2 separate regions of the Homo sapiens genome follow, and region 2 is linked to region 1. Evidence: read pairs that join two places in POLR2A ChIA-PET (ENCODE). Cell type or tissue: OCI-LY7. All regions are shown on one strand.

Evidence for each region. ChIA-PET counts read pairs that join two places held together with the same protein. Peaks named below come from ENCODE experiments on the same cell type or tissue, not always from the same donor. Only the 100,000 strongest peaks of a DNase experiment are listed, where the experiment ranks them.
Region 2: POLR2A ChIA-PET joins it to region 1 with 8 read pairs; 1 of 35 experiments calls an interaction of 5 or more read pairs at or near these places.

The regions. Positions count from the first base shown.
Region 1 is chr21:42,555,187-42,559,186 of GRCh38, forward strand. SLC37A1 (solute carrier family 37 member 1) reads left to right here. Exons shown (of 20, transcript NM_001320537.2): 11 at 3,772-3,903. Among named protein-coding and RNA genes, the nearest start is that of SLC37A1, 43 kb to the left of the region's middle. In OCI-LY7, no CTCF peak of the experiment used is centred here; DNase peaks (open chromatin) are centred at 555 and 2,025; H3K4me3 peaks cover 687 bases; H3K27ac peaks cover 2,360 bases.
Region 2 is chr21:41,861,258-41,865,257 of GRCh38, forward strand. All of the region lies in intron 1 of PRDM15 (PR/SET domain 15), which reads right to left. Among named protein-coding and RNA genes, the nearest start is that of PRDM15, 16 kb to the right of the region's middle. RefSeq lists an enhancer at 3,448-3,537. In OCI-LY7, a CTCF peak has its summit at 928 (motif pointing left); DNase peaks (open chromatin) are centred at 924, 1,484, 2,264, 3,244 and 2 weaker places; H3K4me3 peaks cover 4,000 bases; H3K27ac peaks cover 4,000 bases.

The DNA.
Region 1 (4,000 bases):
CATGTTGGCCAGGCTAGTCTTGAACTCCTGACCTCAGGTGACCCACCCGCCTTAGCCTCCCAAAGTGCTGGAATTACAGGCTTCAGCCACCGCACCCGGCCTCTAAATAAGGTTTAACCTTCTACAGCAGACACAGGGCCTCTCCTCTGTCAGAAAGACCCCTCCAGCATGTGTAAGGGGCTGCTCTCCCTATCTTTTTAAATTAAATAGCTTAAAGGATTAATGTACTAAACATGCATCTCACTTTTTTATTGACTGCAGAAATTTATTTGTAGTGGCTGAAATATTAGAAAAGGGAAGAATGATGTCTCGTGCATCTGGGTTCTTGGATTTTAGGGAGACAGTAGGCAGTGACTAATTCAACCAAAATGCTTTAAAATCTGTACTTACTTCTGAATTCACATTTAAACAAATCATGTCCCAGTGTCCAAAAGGCTGTCACCCCTCTCTGATGATACTGAAGCCTGCCACTTCTTCTGAATCAAGACCACAGGCCCTTTCTTCTGGTGTAGTAACTGACCCATAGAACTAGCCTTGGCTTCTAAGTATAGTTTCTCTCTTTCCTTTTCCGGCCCTCTAAGAAAGGCTGTTTACAGACTTGCCATCAAGGAGCCAGTTATGTAAGTAAAGGCACTGGCAGGCCTTATTTCAGGCTGAGGGTGACGACCACAACCGGGCGCATGCTGACCTCGCTTACGTGGCATCCCCTTTCGGCGGGCCTGCCATTGCTCTTGGGTCAGGGTAGGCGGGGAGAGTCCCCATGAGGTTGGCTGGACACCCTGGATGTCCCCTTTCCCAGAGTGACCGCTGGGCTCAGTGGGGTGTCACCCAGCCCCTGACCTCCACTCCTTTTCAGACAGAGCTGCTACACTATGTCACGTAGCAGGCAGTTTCTCAGTGGCCTCTTGAAGAGACATGTAAAGAAAGCTGGGGGGCGGGGAGCAAATGTGGGAAAGAGAATGAGGCGCTGCTGTCACTTGGCCACGTGGCGAGCCCGCAGGTCCCCGCGGGCGTTTTAGAGGATTGTCTTGGGGACGGTCGCACTTGCCATCCCTGTAGTCACTTGTCACTTTTCCTCCTTGACGTCTCTGAGGATCCTTCTGATTGGCTGTGGCTCAAGAACTGTTGGGCCCACCAAACGCGGCGTGAGCACGGAGTGGGTATTTGGAGGTTGAATGTGACTCCACCGTGCACTTTGCACGCCAAGTGGGGACTCCACAAATCTCTCTTGTGATGGCCTTTCCCAAAGGGAAGCTGCAGACAGCATCGGGTAGCGGGGTGAGCTTAGCATTTTTAGATAAAGCGATCGTTATTACGCAGTCCCCCCACATGCGTCTGTGTGTATTTTTGTTGTGTGTGGGGGCATTTTAGTAGAGGGAACCCTTTTCTCTTTGAAAGTGTAAGCCCTAAGCGTGGAGTGCACTGGCCACAGAAGCCCCCACACCCACCGGGGGCTCCACAGATCCCATTTGGGGCTCTTGGGACACAGACTGGAAACTGCTTGTTTAGAGGCAGAGGTGCCTCTTGGCCTCCAGCCTTGTCTTGGTCCACCCAGTGGCTTCTTGTTTGCTATGTAAGGAGGAGGCAGCAGCAGCCCCCTGTTTGTTTTGGAAAACCAGCCATGGCCCCACACTCTTTCCCATCTCCTCCAGGAGCAAACAACTCAGGTATGGTGGCTACAAGTCCTGTTTAAGATGAGTGGCTGTGAGCACAGGGCCCGTTCTCAGCAGAAACAGAGCCTTCTGTCTGTCTCGGGGGCTCCTTGCTGCTTAGATAAGGAGCAGAGGGTCTGTGTCTGTGGCTTTAAACCAGCCCAGCAAGTGGACCCTGAAGCACTTTACAAATCCTGCAAGGGCCGTGGGCGGCCTTTGGGCATCTGGGTCCTACCTGAGGCCAAGTAGGTCTTCTGTGTTGACCTGCGGTCACTTCTCTGCGGGTCAGAGGGTGCGCTTCTCCTGGCTAAGCGGCCTCGTTCCGCTTGACTTTTCTCCAGCTGGCTGCATTTCACCCACTGCTGAGCCTGTTTCCTGCGGAACGGCCTGTGAAGTCCTGTAGCCCTCAGCTTGCTATGAGTGGAACTCGCCTGGGGCTGCCCCAGGGACTGCTTCCGTGGGGCTGGGGGAATTCGAGGCTTCTCAAAGCCCCCCGAGGAGATTCCAGTGCTTAGCCACAGTAGAGCATTACTGATGTAGTTTTCTAAACTGGACGATTAGCAGAATTCATGAGAGAAAAGTTTATTCAGAAACTCAAGTCGCCATTCTTTGCTTTCACGTGCCGTGATGGGATTATCATCGGGAGCATGTTAGGCATCTGCACTCAGCCTTGTCATCTTCATTCCAGAGCACCTGACTATGTGGCCACATGTGAATATCTTCATCAGAGACCCGCTCTCCATGCCAGAGTCCTAGCTGTGAAGCCGGGCTTCCTGGGGCACGTAGACGCTGGGCTGCCCCCAAGGCCACCCACTGGGTGCCCACACTGGGCTGCACTCGGTGCCACCTGCCACCCGGTTTCCAAATGTCTGTTTTCCACTGGAAGAGAATTCTAAATATTCTAAATATCAAGGGGCAGGGGAATGTGGAATACATTACCATTTTCTTTTTTTTTTTTAATTAAACTACATTTTTAGTCCAACTTATAACAGGTTATAGTGAGATAAGTACCACAAAGCCTGTTTGATTTTGTGAAAGGTCTGAGATACCTAGAAGCATTTCTTTGTAAGACCTTGAACCTCATAGCTCACTCATGAAGAATATTTTTATTTTATTTTCATTCTTTTTTGAGACAGGGTCTTGCCCGGGCTGAAGGACAGCCGCACAATCACAGCTCACTGCAGCCTCCACCTCCTGGGCTCAGGTGATCCTCCTGCCTCAGCCTCCAGAGCAGCTAGGACTACAAGCGCATACCACCACATTCCACTATTTTTTTTTAGGTCTTACTGTGTGGCCCAGGCTAAGATTATTTTTATGTTATCCTTGCTCTGACTTGAAATCCCACTCTAGGTTGGGGAATCACTCTTCTTTGCTTTAATGAATGTACACTTTGTCCTTTAGGAACGTCTAGACAATCAGAATTCATAAATATCAGAATAGGTGTATTTTAAAATAATGTTGGTGTATTTTAAAATAATGTTATTTCTGGTCATATATGGCCATTGTGAACTCCTAAAAAATGCAGGATCATGTAAAGAATTTCTTATTAGCATTTCGATAAAAATTACACATAATTCCACCACTCGCTGACAACCATTGTTGGCTTAGATTTTAGCTTCTTTCTTTCTAGAAATAGATCCTATAGTTGCCTAGTTACATACGTAGATATTTAAACATTCTTTGAGGTTATAATGACATGCAGTTTTGAATGATGTGTTATTTAATGTGTCATAAGCATTTTCCGTCATTAAAATCTCCCAACCTTTTTTTTACAAGATGTCATTCGTATGGATGTATTTGAATTTTCTATTTTTTCTCAATGATGATGTGACATCCATTTTACTTTATAAGTATCTTTTTACTTTTCAAATTATTTTTTGCCAATAGATTCCTAGAATTTCTGGATCAGAGGATCTGTGTACCTAGCCGTTCATGAAAATGCATGAATGCTAATCATTCTAACACAGTGGCCAGGTGGGAATGTCACCCAGGATGTCTCCAAGGCAGTGGAAGAGAGAGCCGCCAGGCACCCTCGTCATTAGGAAGCCTGGCCCCACTTCACCCAGACTGCCCGGCTGGTAACACCTTTCCTTTTTGTTCCCAATGGATTTGCCTCCAGGACCCAGAGATGCAGTGCCTGCTGCTCTCAGATGGGAAGGGCTCCATCCACCCGAACCACGTCGTCATTCTCCCCGGGGACGGTGGGAGTGGCACGGCCGCCATCAGCTTCACAGGGGCCTTGAAAATTCCAGTAAGTAAACGTGCCCAGGAGGAGTTTCAGAAAGGGCTGCTGTGCTGGCTGTGGGAAGTCTGGTCGGTTGATGATTAAGCTTAAAAAGACATCTGTG
Region 2 (4,000 bases), 690 kb before region 1:
TCGTGCTCCCACATAAGCTGTTATCAGATCCAATAATTCTATTCCCTATCCATCCTTGAGGTTCACCTCCAGAAACACTTGCATAGTGGGTAGATGAGCATAAACTGACACCCCCCACACACATATATTCACAGGGTGGATCTAGACATTGTTCATTCTGGGGCCTCACATTCCTGGGCTGTAAAATGGAAATAAAAACACCCACCTCATGCAGTTTGGGAGGAGCATAAAGTGAGATACACACAGTATGTGCCACCAAATGATTATTCCTCCTCTGCCCCCCCCCAATCCCCAACTGTGCGCACCGGCATGTCCTTCCTGCAACCTGCTTCTCTGATGCCCGTTGCTGAGTGGTTTAGGAAAGTGTGCATGCTGGCACTTCTTGAATGCTGATTCCACACGCCCTCCACCCCGCTCATCCCCAGCAGCTTGAAGGGTGAAAAGCAGACCGTGCAAAACTCATATGGAAACTCACAGTCACTGAACTTGTGTGTCTGAGAGCAGTGCCGGGTTGAAAACTTCAAGTTAGGAGAGTGAGTTAGCTACAAGGAAGTGAGGCAGAGGAAAGAGAGTTCCAATTTGCCCTTAAAATGCCAGAAATAACAAGGGGAGGGGGGTGAAATTTTCTCCCAAAACAGCACTGTATCTTCTTTTCCTGGGAACACACATTCACGTTCAAAGGTATCTCGTGCGGCTCTAGCAAGTGTGACTCAGTTTCATAGCCGCATTCGGCCTTGCCTGCCCCAGTTCCTGTGGATGGGCACCTCGGCGCAAATAGGGACCAGTCTGGGATGGGGGCTCAGCTGGGCAGTGAGCAGGAGATGAACAGGACAAAGGGCAGAAGAAACCCAGAGTGGGGTGGGGAGGGCGCACGCTTTCATGAGTTGCTGCTGTGCTACTGGAGGTGTAGGACCTGCGTGCCCCCTGCAGGAACCCACGTGACTCACGGTCAGGAGCTTGGGCGATGGGAACGATAGGCCTTAAGAGGCGCCCCACACTGCGGTCAGATCACCGCAGAACACAGAGTCCCAACAAAGGTATTGGAATCGGAGTGGGAGGATGGAAGGAAGTCGTCCTGGCCTTGCTTACTTGGGAGCCTGCACGAATCCCCTGAGGCCTTGTGTGGCCGCCTCTCCCCGGGGCAGACCTTGCCTCTGGCCTACACCTCTCACAGACTGCCCACCCCTTCTAGGTGCCCCCAAAAAAGGTCCCCTCTGAGCGGAGCTGCTGGGAGAGGAAACCCAGAAGAGAGGGGCGAGGGAAGCTGGAGAGCAGGGTTTTAGCCCCCTGTGCTGCACTCTGATTCTATGTAAATGTCCGAGTCCTGGCAATAAGGGTCCCGATTAGCAGCATCTGGTCCCCAAAATGAGGCCTCTCTAAAACGGCTCCTCTGGGCCCAAGATCAGAGGCCACAGCCACCCTGGGCTGCAGATCAGGCCTGATAAACGGAGCATCTTCAAAGTCTTTGCTGTCTTGGCAAAACTCCCTTTAACACTCAGAAAGTGCCTTCATAGAAGGGGAAGTGTGGTCTCCAGACCTCTAAGGCACACAAGACATCCCAGAACAAGGCACACAGGAAGTACTGTTTCAGGGAAAAGGAGAGGAAAAAAGAACTAGAAGTTCGAGATCCTGGGCAGGCGTGTGGCTCACGTCTGTAATCCCAGCACTTTCAGAGATGAGGACGGGCGATCACTTCAGGTCAGGAGTTCGAGACCAGCCTGGCCGACATGGTGAAACCCCATCTCTACTAAAAATACAAAAACTAGCCAGGCGCGGTGGCACGTGCCTGTAATCCCAGCTACTCGGGAGGCTGAGGCAGGAGAATCGCTTGAACCAGGGAGGTGGAGGTTGCAGTGAGCTGAGATCACGCCCCTGCACTCCAGCCTGGGCGACCGAGTGAGACTCCACCTCAAAAAGAAAAAAAAAAAAAAAGTGTGAGGTCCCCCTATCTCAACCACCAATCCTGGGAAGACTTACCTTACATTAGTGATTTCAAAATGTGGTCCCTGGACCAGGAACCAGCAGTGCCAGCACTGCTTGGGAACATTTCAGAAATGCACATCCTTGCCTCCCACCCCCAGACCTGATGAATCAGGCTTGGCAGAGGGCCCTGCACTCTGTTTGCAAAACCCTCCACGTGGTTCGGATGCAGCTCAAGTCTGAGAACCACTGCTCTGCCTGAAAAATCTCTTTACAATTTATATGACTACTACTACAAAAACTAACTAAACACACCTGCCATCACAGTAAGACCACAGTAATAATATCAGGAAACCAAACTTATCAGAAATGTCAATTAAGCTCAGACCAGGACCATCTGCATCTAACCTGGTGGTAAACGGGAAATGGGGGGTGACTTCAGGCAAATGGGGGGTGACTTCAGGTTCCTTACACGGAACGCTCCGTGAAGACACCTGTTAAAAACAACTTTGAAAAAGAAGGCTGAAGTGACAGACTCAGTCTACCTGACTTCAAACTTAATTATCAAGCTACCATCATAAAAACTTTGATACCGGTGAGAAGGTGGACAGAAATCAATGGAACAAAACAGACAACCCAGAAATAGACCTAAACAAACATGCCCAAAGCATTTTTTTTTTTTTTGAGATGGAGTCTTGCTCTGTCGCCCAGGCTGGAGTGCAGTGGCGCGATCTCAGCTCACGGCAACCTCCGCCTCCCAAGTTCAAGCGATTCTCCTGCCTCAGCCTCCCGAGTAGCTGGGATTACAGGCACGTGCCACCACACCCAGCTAATTTTTGTATTTTTAGCAGAGACGGGGTTTCACCATGTTGGCCAGGAGGGCCTCGATCTCTTGACCTCGTGATCTGCCCACCTCGGCCTCCCAAAGTGCTGGGATTACAGGTGTCAGCCACCGCGCCTGGCCTGCATTTTTTTACAAAGACAAAAGCGGATTGGATTTTAAAATCCAAGCGAGGAAGGGCAACCATTTCAGCAGTTAGTGCAGGAACAACTGGGCATCCACAGTTCATTCAAAGAAATGAACTATAACTTCATATCTTACTAGAAAATTAACTCAAAATGGATCACAGTCTTAAAACATAAAATATTAAATAATAATAGAACTTAGAAAAACAGAGAAAATCTTTGGGCTCTAGGGCAAGCCACAGTTTTTAGGCTTGTCACCAAAAACACAATCTATAAAAGGAAAATCATTTGCATCTTCATTCAGAAGGCAACAGGCAACCCAAAAACCAACATGTCAAAAAGTAAAAACATCTGGATGCTCCTGACAAAGTCTCTCTGCCCCCACCTCCTACATCTTAGGACGCAGTTGTCAGAGAGACCTGGAACCGCTGTGACCTCTCTCGCCTCCCTCTGACACCCGCCCATCACCCACTACCTGCAGCCCCCCTTACTACCTCCCTTGGCCACATCCCACTTTCTCCCACCTGTAAGGCTGCAAAGGGTCTCCAGATAACTCTTCCTCCTCTGCCTGGGCCGCCAACCCATTTTCCACACTGCAGAGCAGTTCTTCTAGAACATAAATCCAATCACATCGCTTGCCAGCCTGAAGCTTCACTGGCTTCCCACTGTCCCAGGAACAAAACCCAAACTCCTGCACATGACCAGGCACTGCCTTTCTCAGCAGCCTTCTCACCTCACCTCCCCACCCCCACCCTCTCCAGCCACGCTTCCCGGAACGCCAAGCTGGGTCCTGCCTCTGGGCCTTTCCACATGCTCGCCCCCCAAGGCTGGCCCTCTCCCCAGCCCTCTCTGCAATGCCCGCTCACTCCTCAGTCCCCACTCCCCACTCCCCTGCTCAGTCCTCACTCCCCAGCCCTCTCTGCAAGTTCCCACTCCCCTGCTCACTCCTCACTCCCCAGCCCTCTCTGCCATGCCTGCTCACTCCTCAGTCCCCACTCCCCACTCCCCGGCTCACTCCTCACTCCCCTGCTCACTCCTCACTCCCCAGCCCTCTCTGCCATGCCTGCTCACTCCTCAGTCTTAGCTTAACGTCACTTCTTCAGGGAGGGTCTCC